2 separate regions of the Homo sapiens genome follow, and region 2 is linked to region 1. Evidence: read pairs that join two places in POLR2A ChIA-PET (ENCODE). Cell type or tissue: IMR-90. All regions are shown on one strand. Each heading gives the region's core, and the rest is flanking DNA. Links, peaks and the distances in the headings are about the cores only. Region 1 overlaps EVI5 (ecotropic viral integration site 5). Region 2 has its middle 13 kb from the start of EVI5.

Region 1 (2,923 bases), core at 90-2,589:
TAACAAGTTACTGAGTGGCAGTCATGTAAGGCTTTGGGATTTCCAGTTTTTCACACTTGTGATCTGACTGATGATGGTGTCTCAGGCAAAAATTATTCTCACAGTAAGGACGTATAACTGCCACAAGTTTTTCAACACGGTCCTTGAATGAGCATGGGTAAAATTTATGTTTATGTCTTCAGTCTCTCATTGATTACAGTCATCTCAGGACAACCATGAGACTGCCGCCAGCTTTTGTATTCAAGGCAAAATATTCCTGAGTATCACACACAAATGAAAGAAAATCTGGCAGTGCTGCCCAGTGTTCAACTGTGCCATCTCTCTCGTGCCACTAAAGAACAGAAATTTTAAATTTTGATTAAGTTACAATTTCAAATTGTTCTTTTATGGATTGTGCTTTCGGTGATCCAAGATTATACCGTTTCTCTCCTATTTTTTTCCTGAACGTTTTATAGTTTTAAGTTTGACATTTAGCTCTGTGATACATTTGGAGTTCATTTTTTGAATATGGACATCTAATTATTCCTGTACCATTTATTGAAATGGCTGTTCTTTCTTTACTTAATTACTTTTGCATTTTTGTCAGATATCAGTTGTCTGTATGTGTATGAGTCTATTTCTGGGCTCTATTCTGTTCTGTTGGTCTACATGTCTATCTTAATACTAGCACTATACTGCCTTGATTATTGTAGGCTTATACTGAGTCTTGAAATCAGATAGTGTTAGGCCTCCACTGTTGTTCTTTTTTTGGCCTATTTTTGGTCCTTGGCATCCCCAAATGAATTTTACAATCAAGTTGTTAATTTCTACAAAAACGCCTGCTGAAATTTTGGTTGGGATTGCATTAAATCTCTAACAATATTGCCTTCCTCCCCATGAACACAATGTATTTCTCAATTATTATTTGTCAATGGTATTGTTTTTGTAAACTTCATTTTTAATTTTTCATTGCTGGCATATAGAACTACAATTGTCAACACCTTCTGTGTTAAAAAGAAAATACAATTGTATTTCTTTTTTTGTTTTTTTGAAATGGGGCCTCACTCACTCAGGCTGGAGTGCAGTGGTGTGATCTCTGCTCACTGTGACCTCTGCCTCCTGAGTTGAAGCAATTCTTCTCCCTCAGCCTCCTGAGTAGCTAGGATTATAGGCATGTGCCACTATGACGGCTAATTTTTGTATTTTTAGTAGAGATGGGGTTTCACCATGTTGGCCAGACTGGTCTCGAGCTCCTGACCTCAAGTGATTTGCCTACCTCGGCCTCCCAAAGTGCTGGGATTACAGGCCTGAGCCACTGTGCCTGGCTCTACAATTGTTTTTCTTATATTGATTCATGTATCCTGCAGCTTTGCTAAACTCAGTTATTGTTTTGGTAGTTTTTTTTGGTTTTTGTCTAGATTCCATTAGATTTGCTATGTAGATGAGCCTATCATCTGTGAATAAGAGCACTTTTGCTTCTTTCCAATCTGGATGCCTTTTATTTATTTTCTTGACCATTGCTACTAACTGGGAACCTCCTGTATAAATTTGAATGGAAGTGGTGAACAGACATACCTGTTCTTTTTCTGATCTTAAGAAGAAAGCATTAAGCTTGATGTTAACTGTATTTTTTGGATATGGCCTTTGTCAGATTGAGGAAGTTCCTTTTTTTTTTTTTTTTTTTTGTGAGAGAAGGTCTTGCTTTGTCACCAAGGCTGGAATGCAGTGGCATAATCATGGCTTGCTGCTGCCTTGGTCTCCTGGGCTCAAGTGATCCTTCCACCTCAGCCTCCTGAGTAGCTAGAATTACATGCATGCACCACTACACTTGGTTAATTTTTTTTTTTAATATTTTTGTAGAGACGGGGTCTTGCTTCGTTGCCTGGATTAATCTCAAACTCCTGGCTTCAAGGACTTGGGTTCCCAAAGTGCTGGGATTACAGGCGTGAACCACTGTGACCAGCCGCTTTCCATTTCTTTCTTTCTCCATTTCCTTCTTTCTTTCTTTTAGAGATGGGGGTCTTGCTCTGTCACTTAGGCTGCTGTAGTGCAGTGGCACAATCAGGGCTTGCTGTAGCCTTCTCCTGGGCTCAAGTGATTCTCCAAGCCCTGCCTCCTGGGATTACAGGCACGTGCCATCATGCCTGGCTAACTTTTGTACTTTTTTGTAGAGATGGGGTTTTGCCATATTGCCCAGGCTGGTCTTAAACTCCTGGGCTCAAGTGATCCTCCTGCCTCTGCCTCCCAAAGGCTGGCATTACCGGCATTAGCTATTGCACTTGACACCTCTTTCTATTTCTTGTTTGCTGAGAATTTATGTAAAACAGATTTTGGATTTTGTCAAATGCTTTTTTTGCCTCTACTGAAATGATCATTAATGGTTTTCTTCTTTCAGTCTGATAATACGGCAAATTACATTGATTTTTCAATGTTAAACCGACTTTACATTCTTAGGATAAACCCCACTTCATCATTATATCTTTTCTTTGTAAAGTATTGGATTCAATTTGCTAAAATTTTGTTTGTGATACAGTCTGCGCTCCATATCCACAAGTTCTGCATTTGCAGAACCACAGATGGAAAATACATTTTAAAATAAGAAATAACATACAACAATAAAAATAATACAAATAAAAAATACATATAACTATTATATAATGTTTACATTGTATTAGGTACTAAAAGTCATCCAGAGCTGATTTAAAATATAAGGAGGATGTGCATAGGTCATATGCAAATACTATACCATTTGATCTAAGGACGTCACCACCCACACATTTTGGTATCTTTGGTATCTTTGGTATCAGGGAACCAATCCCTGAAGGATATGGAGAGTTGAATGTATTTGCATCTGTGTTCATGAGGGAAATGGATATGAAGTTGTCTTCAAAAGTCCTTGACCTTTATCGGTAATATGTTGTCACCTTGTAATGTCTGTGTGACC
Region 2 (2,923 bases), core at 138-2,637, 67 kb before region 1:
AGTCATAAGTGATCATTTATAAATGATTGTCAATTTATTGGCTACATGCAGGTGTTGGTAACTCAGATCTGTTGGGCATTCAGGCAAAATGTATTAAGTGAATTACATGGTGTTCAGAATTATTTCTAGATGTTCAGTGTGATGTGAATTAGACAATGAGACTCACAAAGCTACAGTTTTTGCTCTTTATTTATTTATTTTTTATTTATCTTTTTAAAATTTTTACAATATTCTTGTCAAGGCATTAACTCTTTTATACTTAATTGTACTTAGGTATACTTAATTACCAGGAAAACTTTGTGGATCATACCTAAATAAGTGTTAAGTCATTTAAAGGGCTGATGTGATGTGATATAGACAATAGTATTCTACACAATAATTTCAGGTCTACATTGATTAGATTTTCTGTTTTTGAGACAGGCTCTGTCACCCAGGCTCAAGTGCTGTGGCGTGATCCTGGCTCACTGCAGCCTTGACATCCCAGGCTCAAGCAGTCCTCCCACCTCAGCCTCCTTAGTAGGTGGTACTACAAGCATGCACCACTATGCCCGGCTGATTTTTTATTTTTTGTAGAGACAGGGTCTTTCTATGGTGCCCAGGCTGGTTTCAAATTCCTGGGCTCAAGTGATCCTCCCACCTTGGCATCCCAAAGTGTTGGGATTACAGGTGTGAGCCATCACACCTGGTCATTTTAGGTTTCTTTTTTTTTTTTTTAATGAGACAGAATCTTGCTCGGTTGCCAGGCTGCAGTGCAGTGGCGCGATCTCGGCTGAGATCACAACTTCCGCATCCCAGGTTCAAGTGATTCTCCTGCCTCAGCCTCCTGAGTAGCTAGGATTACAGGTGCACACCACCACGCCCGGCTAATTTTGTATTTTTAGTAGAGACAGGGTTTCGCCATGTTGGCCAGGCTGGGGCTACAGGCGCATGCCACCACACCCAGCTAATTTTCGTATTTTTAGTAGAGACAGGGTTTCACCGTGTTGGCCAGGATGTCCTCGATCTCTTGACTTCGTGATCCGCCCGCCTCGGCCTCCCAAAGTGCTGGGATTACATGCGGGAGCCACCGTGCCCGGCTGGCCATTTTAGTTTTAATAATTTTTATATTTTTCTAACTTAAAAAAGGTACTAAAATCTCTTACAGCTATTATTTACGAATATAGCATTCATTATTGTTATTGTGATTATTTTGTATGTGTTTAATCTCATTTGCAATATAAGCTCCTGGAAATCAAAGATTTTGTCTATCTTATTCACTACTCTATTCTCAGTACTTGACCTTGTCTTGCATGAAACAGATATCGAATAAATATTTGTTAAATGAATGAATGAATGAATGAAAATACTGATACCACATTTAACAATTCTACAAGTATTATAGGTTTTACCATCTAACAAATAAAATAGATTGTGTAGGGCAGAGTCACAGCCAACCTGTCATAAAAGAAAATGCAAATGAAAAATAAACCTTTGTACGTATAGGTGCTAAGATTTTGGGGCTTTTGTTAATGTAACATAACCAGCAAAAGCTCAATGATACGGCATATATAATATACACATACAGATGGACCAGCAGATGAGATTCCAAAGATAGTTCAATAAGCATTAACTACACCCACACACTTCATTCCCTAACAGAAAGAATGGAATTCTTGTTCACTAAGATCTGCCTCAAACATTACTTACTTTGTTCCTCTGGCTACTCAAGTATTTAGTCAGAACTCTTTTCTTTCCTTTTTTTCCCAGGCTGGAGTGCAGTGATGCCATCATAGCTCACTGAAACCTCTAACTCAGGGCCCAGGGAATCCTCCTGCCTCAGCCTCCTGAGTAGCTGAGACTACAAGTGCCACCTTGGGTAACAGTCAGACTCTGTCTCAGTAAAATAAAATAAAATTAGCCACCATGCTCGGCTAAATTTTTATTTTTAGTTTTTTTAGAGACGGGGTCTTACGTTGTTGCCCAGGCTAGTCAGGACTCTTGATTGCATATGACAGAAACCCAACCCAACCTTTCAACCTGCTCCTCCCTCCCAGTCTCCGTAAATGGCAACTCCATCCTTAAAGTTGCCCAAGCCCCAAATCTCAAAGTTAACCTTGCGTTCTCTCTTTTATCTCATAGCCAGTCTGAAGGCAAATCATGTTGGCTGAAAATATATCCAAACTTAATCACTTCTCATCACTTGCACTTTCCACCATAGTTCAAGCAATCATCATCTCTCAATATCTTCCAACTGGTCTCCAGGTTTATACTGCTACCCCCTAGAGAATTTACTTCACAGCAGCCAATGCTTTTAAACATAAAACATGAGTCAGAAAGCTGGGCACAGCTGCATGCACCTGTAATCTCAGCTACTTGGGAGGTTGCAGTGTGCTTTGATTGCATCTGTAAAGAGCTGCTGCACTCCAGCCCAGGCAATATAGCAAGACTCTGCCTCTTAAAACACAAACACACACACACACACACACACACACACACACACCCCATAGAAGTCAGATGTCACTTTGCTTATCCATCCAATTTAGAATAAAAACCAAAGTCCTAAAAAGGCCTATAGGGCCTTCTATGTAATCTGATTCTGTTTTCTCTGATTTCATATCCTAGTATTTGTCTTGCTTACTCCATTCTAACCACACCACTGGTCTCCTTGTTCCTTGAATATGCCCAGTGCATTTCTGCCTCAAAGCCTTTGTACTTGCTGTTCTCTCTGTTTAGAATGCTCTTTCCTAGATATGGCTTGCTTGCCCACCGTCACCTTTTTTTTTTTTCTTTTTTGAGACCGAGTTTCACTCTTGTTGCCCAGCTGGAGTGCATTGGCACGATCTCAGCTCACTGTAACCTCCGCCTCCCAAGCTCAAGCCATCCTCCCATCTCAGCCTCCCAAGTAGTTGGGATTACAGGCATGCACCACCACACCCAGCTAATT

Evidence for each region. ChIA-PET counts read pairs that join two places held together with the same protein. Peaks named below come from ENCODE experiments on the same cell type or tissue, not always from the same donor. Only the 100,000 strongest peaks of a DNase experiment are listed, where the experiment ranks them.
Region 2: POLR2A ChIA-PET joins it to region 1 with 16 read pairs; 10 of 35 experiments call an interaction of 5 or more read pairs at or near these places.

What each region holds. Positions count from the first base shown.
Region 1 is chr1:92,729,425-92,732,347 of GRCh38, reverse strand. All of the region lies in intron 2 of EVI5 (ecotropic viral integration site 5), which reads left to right. It also overlaps the pseudogene LOC100289500. Among named protein-coding and RNA genes, the nearest start is that of EVI5, 54 kb to the left of the region's middle. In IMR-90, for the core only: no CTCF peak of the experiment used is centred there; no DNase peak of the experiment used is centred there.
Region 2 is chr1:92,796,946-92,799,868 of GRCh38, reverse strand. No RefSeq gene overlaps it. Among named protein-coding and RNA genes, the nearest start is that of EVI5, 13 kb to the right of the region's middle. In IMR-90, for the core only: no CTCF peak of the experiment used is centred there; DNase peaks (open chromatin) are centred at 1,698 and 2,318; H3K27ac peaks cover 364 bases.